2 separate regions of the Homo sapiens genome follow, and region 1 is linked to region 2. A link is a loop called in an ENCODE intact Hi-C map of the cell type or tissue named here. Cell type or tissue: MCF 10A. All regions are shown on one strand. Each heading gives the region's core, and the rest is flanking DNA. Links, peaks and the distances in the headings are about the cores only. Region 1 has its middle 13 kb from the start of SNORA48B. Region 2 has its middle 8.3 kb from the start of LINC01546.

What was found. Peaks named below come from ENCODE experiments on the same cell type or tissue, not always from the same donor. Only the 100,000 strongest peaks of a DNase experiment are listed, where the experiment ranks them.
Region 1: it touches region 2 in a loop (2.1-fold over the local background); 1 of 110 quality-filtered maps calls a loop at or near these places.

Annotation. Positions count from the first base shown.
Region 1 is chrX:3,517,031-3,522,419 of GRCh38, forward strand. No RefSeq gene overlaps it. Among named protein-coding and RNA genes, the nearest start is that of SNORA48B, 13 kb to the right of the region's middle. In MCF 10A, for the core only: no CTCF peak of the experiment used is centred there; a DNase peak (open chromatin) is centred at 2,071.
Region 2 is chrX:3,260,863-3,266,251 of GRCh38, forward strand. No RefSeq gene overlaps it. Among named protein-coding and RNA genes, the nearest start is that of LINC01546, 8.3 kb to the right of the region's middle. In MCF 10A, for the core only: no CTCF peak of the experiment used is centred there; a DNase peak (open chromatin) is centred at 2,219.

The DNA.
Region 1 (5,389 bases), core at 141-5,140, 260 kb after region 2:
CACTATGTTGGCCAGGCTGGTCTTGAACTTCTGACCTCAGGTGATCCACCCACCTCAGCCTCCCAAAGTGCTGGGATTACAGGCGTGAGCCACCATGCTCAGCCTACAGGTGGATTTTTGACTGCATGGTGGGTTGGAACCCCTAACTCCCACATTGTTCAAGAGTCTACTATACATTAATATACTCTTGGGGTGTGTTTGTTGTTGTAATACTCTGAGTGTTGGAGAAGGTACAGAATTATTCACCTCCTCTCTCTTACCTGCTGTGGAAACAGGGATTCTGACCCCTGGGCTATTTCCCATGGTGACATCAATTAATTTCGGCCTCAACTCCTAAAAGGAGCCGGAACAGTTTAGTACGTGTCAGATCGTATTGGATGACCACATCACCAGCTCAATAAAGAGCCAAATTTAGCCATGACAAAAAACTGGTGAATCTCACAGAGGCAAGTATGAAAAGACTCATTGCAATGGGTTTAACAAGAAGGTGACTCTACTGTAAATTCCCACTCACTCAAAATTCCTGTGATTGGGAAGCTCATGCAGGTGAAATTTGTCTTCTGTCCTTCATCTGAAAGAACAATTAAACAAATCCCAAGAATCTGCTTAAAAGGTGTGTTGCAGGCATTCTACACAACCATTATAAGGTTGAGTAGAATTAAGTATCCAATGCAATGGACACCTATAATGATCATTCTGAGTTACTGTGAGATAGTGTATAGAACAATAACAAATTTGAACACAATTAAATATAAAAGTAAATATGTGCAATAGTGACTCGAGCTGGGTATAATGTAACCATGATTTGGAAATAGCACATCTGTAATGAAAGAAACAGAAGATGCTATGTCTCTGCTCCATCTCTTATAGCTATAGCTTCTTCCTGAAGAAACTCTCATGTGGTTTTCATATGAAAAATGATAAGAGCAGAATATTTGAACTTTCTTAGCTAATATGCTCAATGGATGAATGAATAGATAGAGAGATAGATGATGGATAGATAGATTAGATAGATAATTGATAGCCGATAGATAGATAGATAATAGATGGATAGGTAGGTAGATGATAGAGATGAGATTTTGATAGGTAGGAAAGTAGGTAGATGATGGATGAGTAGATAGATAAGCGATGGATTGATAAAGGTAGAAGACATAGATGATGATAGATGATAGATGGATGTAGATGAATAGAGAGATGATAGATGAGACAGATGATAGACACATAAGATAACAGATAAATGGATAAGATGAGATAAATGGATAGATAATAAATAGATACATAGATGGATACAGAGAGACATGAGAGTTGAATAGGTAGGGAAGTAGTTACATAGAAAGCTTGATAGATGGATGAGTAGATAGATGGATAAAAATGGAAGAGATAGAGATAGATACGAGATAGACAATGATAGCTAAACTAATAAATCTAATAGCTATTACATATGATATGAATTCATACTTACATCCACACAGTTGAGGTTTGCGTGTAGAGGAATAGTTAGATGTTAGCAATTTGTACTGAATTACAATTGTACTTTGTGTATTTAAGTGTCATAAGCCAAATTCTAAATAACCTAATCCTTTTAAAATTCTCAATTCACCAGAATCCTGAGTTAAAAAGAACTCACAACCCTCCAATTCCAAATAATTTCTCGAGAGTAATGATGCAGTTGAGAGAAACCCCCAGCCTCTGTGAGAGAGGAAACTTCTCCACTGCGTTCCCTGGAAATAGGCACTCTTTGGGGCTCTCATTTGCCTCGAACTAATGATTTTGTTCTCTTTGTTTGCTTATGGGGGAAACAACTATGTTATAAATCAATGAGTTTTAGCTTTGTGCGCTGAATCTGGAGATCCGACACTTTTGGAAAATTATTTTTGAAGCTGACCTCACTCATCTGTGCCGGCCTTGGCAGAGGCTGTGGTTAGATGCTGGTTCTGCTCACATAGATATGCCACATGGAAAAAAATAAAAGTACTTTCAACAAACCGAGAAGCGGTGACCCAGACATAAAGAATGAGCATTTGTTTCCAGTGTCCGCTGGTGACTCACTTCACTCTGTCATTGGTCAGAGCCTTCCCGTTCTGAGGCACAGCCCTGGCAAAGGCGGGGTTCTGGAAGGACAGGGCTTGCCTGGGAGATAATGATTCAGGAATCAGACAGGGGGGCGGGTGTTCGGTAATTGTATCACTCCACCCTCAGCGTGAGTTAGAAGAGGATTGCACTCCAACTTCTGCTGCAGGTCTTCATTCTCTGCTGTGTGTGTGTGTGTGTGTGAGAGAGAGAGAGAGAGAGAGTGTTACTCTGTCGCTCAGGAGTGCAGTGGCACGATCTCAGCTCACTGCAGCTTTGACCTCCTAGGGTCAAGCCATCCTCCCGCCTCAGCCTCCGGACCAGCTGAGACTACAGGCGCAAACCATCATATGCCTGGCTAATTGATTTGCATTTTTTGTAGAGACAGGGTTTTGTTACGTTGCCCAGGCTGATCTCGAACCCCTAAGCTCAAGCAATCTACATGCATCGGCCTCCCAAAATGCTGTGATTACAGGCATGAGTCACCACACCCGGCCACCATTCTCTGCTTTTCACTTGAGTAAATGCATTTACAAGCAAGGGTGAGCTCTGACAAAGAAAGCTCTTGCCCAATTCCACAAACAGAAAAAGGATGAGGGATGAGTATTCAGGATACTGAGTATCTTGAATATAGTGGAACATCTGGGTTTTGGTTTTTTGTTTTTGAGACAGAGTCTCGCTCTGTTGTCCAGGCTAGAATGCAGTGATATAATCCCAGCTCATTGTAGCCTCGACCTCGTGGACTCAAGTGATCCTCCCACCTCAGCCTCCCGAGTAGATGGAACTGCAGGTGTGCAGCAGCACACCCGGCTATTTTATTTTTTAAATTTTTGTAGAGACGGGGTCTTACTATGTTGCCTAGGCTGGTCTCAAACTCCTGGGCTCAAGCTATCCTCCTGCCTTGGCTTCCCAAAGTGCTGGGTTTACAGGCATGAGCCACCACTCCCAGACCTGGTTTTTTCTAATATCCTTTCCTTTGACACTCATTTGTTAGGGGAATGCATTTATTCCTTAGGGCTGCGGTAACAAATTGCCACCAATGTAGGGGCTTCCAACAACACACATATTGAACCTGCCATTACTTTCGCACCAACCTAGTACATACTCTCACGGTTCTGGAAGTTGGAAGTCCTGAATCAATACTACCAAGCTGAAGTCAAGGTTATCTCCATGGTTGTGCTCCCTTGGAAAGCCTGTGGGGAGGATCCTTCCTTACCTCCTCCAGCTTCTGGCGGCTCCATCGTCATCACTCCGATCCTCAAGGCCAGCCTCTCTGAATTCTCTCTGTGCTCCATCTCGCACCATCTTCTCCTCTGTGGGTGTGTCAGGTCTCCTTGTGTCTTCTTCACATTAGGATCCATGTCTGGCAATTTAGGAGTCACCACTGCTCGGTTTGTTGAAAGTACTTTTACTTTTTTTCCATCTGGCATATCTAGTTGAGTGGAACCAGCATCTCCCCCACAGCCTCTGCCAAGGCCGGCCCAGATGAGTGAGGTCAGTCCCCCAAAAATAATTTTGCAAATGTGTCAGATCTCTAGATTCAGTGCACAAAGCCACAACTCATTTATTAATCATCTAGTTGTTTCCCCCTACAGGCAGGATTATCTGCCCATCTCAAGATTTGTACCTTACACACATCTGCAAAAATTCTTTTTTCCAAATAAGGTTCCATTCACAGGGTGTAGAGAGGAACAGCTGATCTGTTTGGGGAACATTATTCAGACTATGGCTGGGAATGGGATGTCGCCATTTTGGAAGGATGCATTTTTCAAAAACAATTTCAACTTTTATTTCAGATTCAGGGGATATTTGTGCAGGTTTTTTTCCTGGGTACATTGAGTGATGCTGAGGTCTGGGGTATAACTGATGCTGTCACCCACGTAGTGAGCATTAGCACCCACTAAGTACTTTTTCAACCCTTGCTGCTATCCCTCCCTCCCTGCTCTAGTAATCCCTGGTGTCTCTTGTTGCCAGGAACGATGAATTTTTAAATTGATGTCTGTCCCAAGTATCCCTGGGAAAGACTGGGAGTGTGGTTACATTGTGGTCAGCAGTGTAATGCTGTTTCTCTGCTGGAAAATAAAGAAGTGGTGTTAAAACTGAAAGAGATCTTGGGAATCTTCCCCTTAGAGCTTACAAATATCTCAGCCAGGTCCTTGGGAGGTCAGAAGGACCGAATGGGGCCAACCCCCACCCCACCAGCATCTCCTCCACCCATGCTGCCTGACCAAGAGAAAATTAAATTATCTTTTACTGTAGCCAAATTCTCGTCAATTATCCTCTCTTCCATGTTTGTTCTGTTCTTCCCCCTCCTGGAAGACAGAATGAGCCTTTACTGCATGTGAATTGTTGGCTTTCTTGCCAGCCCAGGTCCTGACCCATGGGCTGTGCTTGAGGAGCCTTTGGAGTCTTTTGCAGGAGGACAGCCATACCAGCTTGAAGTAGACCCCACTCAAGAGGCAAAAGACTCCTGAACAAGCTCATATTCAAGTGGTTCCAAAGTACTAATGTATAAGGGGAAAAAAAAGCAAATCTCAGCTCTCCAAGTAGAGAAAGAATGTTTTACAGCTATTTAAACATCGGTAACAAGAAACCCTTGACATAACTAGCTTCTCCCAAACGAGCAAATAAGTACTCTTACTAATGTAAGAAACATGAATAAACACGAGAGAATTCCAACAAAACTCAAGGGGATCAACTTTTTTCTTTAACTTTTCACATCTGGAGCTTTCAAATTCTGTCAATTTAGCATCTAAAAAAAATAATTGACACATGTTCAGCATATCCGTATGCAATCAAGGTGCTGCCATTAAACATCATATGATTCTTTTCATAGCTTGATAAAAATAAATTATATCATAGCGTGGGGGCATTTGAGATAGACTGTATGAATTCCCTTTGTATTAATGTTTTCTATATTTTTCATATTTCCAGATAGTTTCCCCCAATGACATTGGTAATTCTGTTTTGTTTTGTTTTTTAAATGATAAAGAGAGTTTAGCTTACACCCTTAGGTCTCAGCAAACTCCCTTGGTGATGGTGAGAGAAACTTTCCATCATTAACAAAAAACATATGCTGAGGTTTAGATGACATCAATCCGATTCCTGTGGAATGATGGGATTTGGGAGTTCAGTGCAGTTAGACAAAAAAAAAAGAGAGAGAGAGAGAGAGCCTTACAGTTTACTCAGAACCATAATTTACATCAAGGGGAACAGAGAGAAGAGAATAAAAGACCATTAATAAGAATCTCTTTTCATTATGTCAGGGGACATGAGGCAATAACTAATAAGAACTGAGACAGCTTATATGTATGGTGTT
Region 2 (5,389 bases), core at 204-5,203:
AGATAATTGAATCATGGGGGCAGTTTCCCTCATATTGTTCTCATAGTAGTGAGTAAGTCCTAAGAGATCTGATGGCTTTATAAATGGGAGCTCCCCTGCACAAGCCCTCTTGCCTGCCGCCATGTAAGAAAAAGACATGGCTTTGCTCCTCCTTGCCTTCTGTCATGATTGTGAGCCTCACCAGCCATGTGGAACTGTGAGTCAATTAACCTTTTTACTTTATAAATGACCTAGTATCAGGAGTGTCTTTATTAGCAGCTTAAGAATGAACTAATACAGCACATCCTCCCCAAATCCATATGTGGAAGCCCTAATCCCCAATGGGATGGTCTTAGTAGGTGGGGCCTGTGGGAGGTATGTAGGTTTAGATGAGATAATGAGGGTGGTGCCTGCTTGATGGGATTAGTGTCTTTATAAGAAGAGAAAGAGACTCAGAGCTCCCTCTCTCCTCCATGTGAAGGTACAGAGACATGGCACCATCTGCAGACCAGGAAGGAGGAAGGAGGCCCTCAGTAGACACCAGATCTGCCAGCATCTTCATCTTCCCAGGCTCCAGAACTTTGGGAAGTAACATTTGTTGCTCAAGCCACCCAGCTTAAGGCATTTTATTATAGGATCCTGAACTAAGACACCATGAATGTGACCTTCTATAGCATTAGGGTCTTTGTAGATGTAATTAAGCTAAAAGTCTTGAGATGAGGATGTCATCCTGGATTATTTGGGCAAACCTACCTCTAATGCTATAACCAAATGCCATAAACTGGGTGGCTTAAATAAAATATGCACGAAGGGCAAGAGAGACAGAAGAAGAGGAGGTGATGTGAGCATGGAGGTAGATGTTGGAGTGATGTGGCCACAAGACAGAACATCAAAAGGCACCAGAAGCCAGAAGCAAAGAATGGATTCACTCTTTGAGTTTCCAGAGAAGGTGTGTTGCTGCTCACACCTTCATTTTGGGCTTCTGGCTTCCAGAAGTTTGAGAGAACAAATTCTTGCTATCTTAAAATTTTTTTTTTTTTTTCATTTCCATAGGTTTTGGGGGAACAGGTGGTATCTGGTTACATAAATTCTTTAGTGGTGATTTGTGAGATTTTGGTTCACCCATCACCAGAGCAATCCACTGAATCCAATTTGTAATCTTTTATCCCTCACCCCCATCCTGCCCTTTCCAACAAGTTCCCAATGTCCATTGTATCATTCTTATGCCTTTGCATCTTCATAGCTTAGCTCCTACTTATGAATGAGAACATATGATGTTCAGTTTTCCACTCCTGAGTGACTTCATTTAGAATAATAGTCTCCATTCCCACCTAGGTTGCTGCAAATGCCATTAATTTATTCATTTTTATGGCTGAGTAGTATTCCATGGTGTGTGTGTGTGTGTGTGTGTGTGTGTGTGTGTGTGTACATATATATCATAGTTCCTTTACCAACCTGTTGATTGATGGCATTTGGGATTATTCCACAATCCACCCAGATTATAGTAATTTGTTACAACAGCCACAGAAAAATAACACAAGAGGTGTATGCATATTTTAGGTTTTGTGGTTGTCATTCATTTTAATGACTGGAACAGACAATTGGTCAAAATCAATTTTAGTAATGTGATTGCCTTCCTAGAGTGTCATTGAGCTGGATGTTGGAGAACTAATTATAATTTCTGTTCCACAATGACTGTTTTTACATTATGTTTAGCCATGATTTACTACAGGAATTTTATTCATTTTATTTCTCCATGGCAGCGTCACACTTCCCTAATAAATGTGACACCTTTTGCATGGTGACTATGTGGTATTAATGAAGCCAGTCTCCTCCTTACTCACCTGATGTATAAATCTAATGTTAATCAAATGCCTGTTATTAGCCCAGCATTGGAACAGTCATCAGCAATGAAGCAATGAGAAAACCCAACGGGCTCCTGGGTTGATTGAGGTAATCTTTCAGTAGAAATAAAGATTGAAATTACATTCAATTCTCTGTATTTGTGATAGTTGTGTTCTATAAAGTCACCATAAACACTGAATTAGCAAGTTGTAAACTATTGCTCCCAGGGGAAATACAAGATTAGGATTCTATGATGTCTGGTCACAACATTTTCATCAACCAGTCAATACATAATCTTGTTTTATGCATGTTTCTGTTTAAGAAAAACTTTCTGAGTAGATATTTTTGACTCATTCACACTGAACTCATGTCCAGCAGCACCATGACTCATGCCTGAGTAATGCTTCTCTAACACAGAGATTTTCTCTGTGAGGCACATTGCAGTCCTTTTGTACTAGGGACCCCAGACAGCACTTCAGCTCTGTTCTTCAGGCCATTTTAAACAGCAAAATCACCAACAAAAAGCACAAACACGCAAAACACATGGTACTCAATGGACCACAATAATTCTACTTGTTTAAAGTATAAGAGCTGAAACAAGAAGGTAGGGCATGGCCTTGTTCCACTGTAGCTGGGAATGTGCACTTTGAGCAATTTATATTTTTTCCAGCTTTGTGTGTGTGTCTGCAAATGACTGCAAAAGTGCTGTATTGATTTCGAGATTACAAAGTTTTAGTGAGCAGGCAAGTTCAGAAAGACAAAATTTATAAATAAGGAAAATCAACTATACTTAGAAAACAAACAGAATATTCATAAATCTCAGGTCTGTAAACTTTTATAATTACACATGGCTAACTCTCCAGACCATTAGTCAACTCCATGCCTTCAAATTTTTGTTGTATTTGGTTATTTTCTAATGAGCATTTTGGATGATAGCCATTGGACTAAGCATTTTTTTTTTAAAGCATGGTTTTTTTTGAGTTTACTCCATGCACACTTCTCTGAATAGTTGCTACTTTTGTGCAAACAACTGTAAAAACAAACAACAAAAATAAATAAAAGATGAGACTTAAGACGAATTGAGAAAGTTGCCCAAGCTTGAAAGTGGTTGCTCTGGAACTTGATCCCAGGCCAGACAAACACAAAGATTTATTAACAAAGTTATAGAGAGGTCAATGGCCTCTGCTTTTCCAAGTTCCCTTCTCCCCTAGACTCAGTTCTGCTTTCCCTTTTGGTTCTATCTTTTTGCTTTCCTTATCTCCTCCCATCCTCTCTGACCTCACTCTCATTTTCCTCCCTGGCCCCATCTCTATATGCTGAACGCCCACACATTGGAAGTCCCAGCTCAAAAGTCATTTTGTTCCTGAAACCTCACCAAGTTCCTTCAACTGAATTAACACCTCCTCTCCTTTTTCTTTCTATATGATTTATTCACTTTTTTTTTTCTTTTTGAGACGGAATCTCACTCTGTCGCCTAGGCTGGAGTGCAGTGGTACAATCTCAGCTGACTGCAATCTCCACCTCCCGGATTCAAGCGGTTTTCCTGCCTCAGCCTCCTGAGTAGCTGGGACTAGAGGTGCGTGACACCACGCCCGGCTAATTTTTGTATTTTTAGTATAGATGGGGTTTCACCATGTTGGCCAGGATGGTCTCAATAATCTCGTGACCTCGTGATCCAACCGCCTCGGCCTCCCAAAGTGCTGGGATTACAGGTGTGAGCCACTGTGCCCAGCCTTTTTTTTTTTTTTTTGGTGTCTCGCTTTGTTGCTCAGGCTGGAGTGTAGTGGCTGGATCTTGGCTCATTGTAACCTCTGCCTCCTGGGCTCAAGTGATTCTCCTGCTCAGCCTCCTGAGTAGCTGGGACAACAGGCACGTGCCACCATGCCCGACCAAGTTTTGTATTTTTAGTAGAGACGGGGTTTCACCATGTTAATGAGGCTGGTCTTGAACTCCTGACCTCAAGCGATCTGCCCACTTCAGCCTCCCAAAGTGCTGGGATTACAGGTGTGAGCCACTGCACCCAGCCTCACTAATTTTTTATATTGTTCTTCTGCTATGGTGTGAATGTTTGTGTTCCTCCAAAATTTCTGTGTGAAAATCTTAACACCCAAGGTGATGGTGTTGGGAGGTGGAGCCTTTGAGAGATAATGAGGTCGTGAAGGTGTAGCCTCATGAATGGGATCAGTGCCCTTATAAAAGGGACCCCAGAGAGCTCCCTTGCCCCTTCCACCGTGTGAGGACACAGCAAGAAAGCACCGTCTATGAATCAGGAAGCAGGTTATCACCAGATTATTGCATCTGACACGCTTTGACCTTGGACTTCCAGCTCCCAGAACTGTGAGACATAAATGCCTGCTGTTGAGAAGCCTCGAGTCTATGGTGCTTTGTTATAGCAGCCCCAATGAAAGAAGACAACTTCCCAAACTCCCTTTGTTTCCATTACCTGTGTATCTTTGTCTACAGTAGCTTCATTTCCCTCCACAAAGTTTAGTCCGCGCAGGCAGTAACAGTGTTGTCTATATGTCTATAGCCTTGACATGCACAATGATGTGTTTTAAGTCAATACATATGTATTGGATTGATTTAAATGTAATGTGATAAAGACAGAAATACATAAGATGGGCTCAAAAATACTTAACTCCAGGTTGCACATGTGTGAAATCATCTAATACATGAGGAAGAAGAGTGTAATAATGCATCCTGTGAAGACACCAAGAAATGGCTGTTTTTTACCTGTGCAGAGACCAGGAAGCTGGCAAGAGTTTTTTGGCACTTGTGGAAAGCTAATTGGGTTTGAATCCTGCAGGCACATTTTCTAACTGGGTGACCAGTGGCTAGTACCAGACACTTAGGCTGAAAAACAGAGATAACAATGGACAGTTACCAATACTGATGGTGCAGATTAAATACAAATACGTAGACCTCAAACTCCCAAGACTCCCATCTACATTCAGAGGGCTCCACCCACATTGGCCGATGCAATTGTTAGTAATATATCCAAGACTTGCTTGCCTGGGATCACATATCTTAAAGCCTTCCCTTTGAGAAAGCGTGTTCCTTCGACTTAAACTGCTAGGTAAAAAGAAATGACCATGGTTTTTAAGAATGGATTTCTGGCCAGGCACGGTGGCTCATGCCTGTAATCCCAGCACTTTGGGAGGCTGAGGCGGGTGGATCACGAGGTCAGGAGATCAAGACCATCCTGGCTAACACGGTGAAACCTTATCTCTACTAAAAAGACAAAAAATTAGCCAGGCATGGTGGCAGGCACCTGTAGTCCCAGCTACTCGGGAGGCTGAGGCAGGAGAATGGCATGAACCCGGGAGGCAGAGCTTGCAGTGAGCCAAGATCGCGCCACTGCACTCCAGCCTGGGCAACAGAACAAGACTCCATCTCAAAAAAAAAAAAAAAAAAAAAAAAGAATGGATTTCTGCTAACGTCTCTTTAACAGAACATCCATGGTGACAGGTAAATGGGTAAATGAGATCGAGGTGTGGCCTTCTCCTTGGCATGGCCTGTGATATCGATCAGCTACAGTCTGCATCTCCTCTACTTTGATATAGGC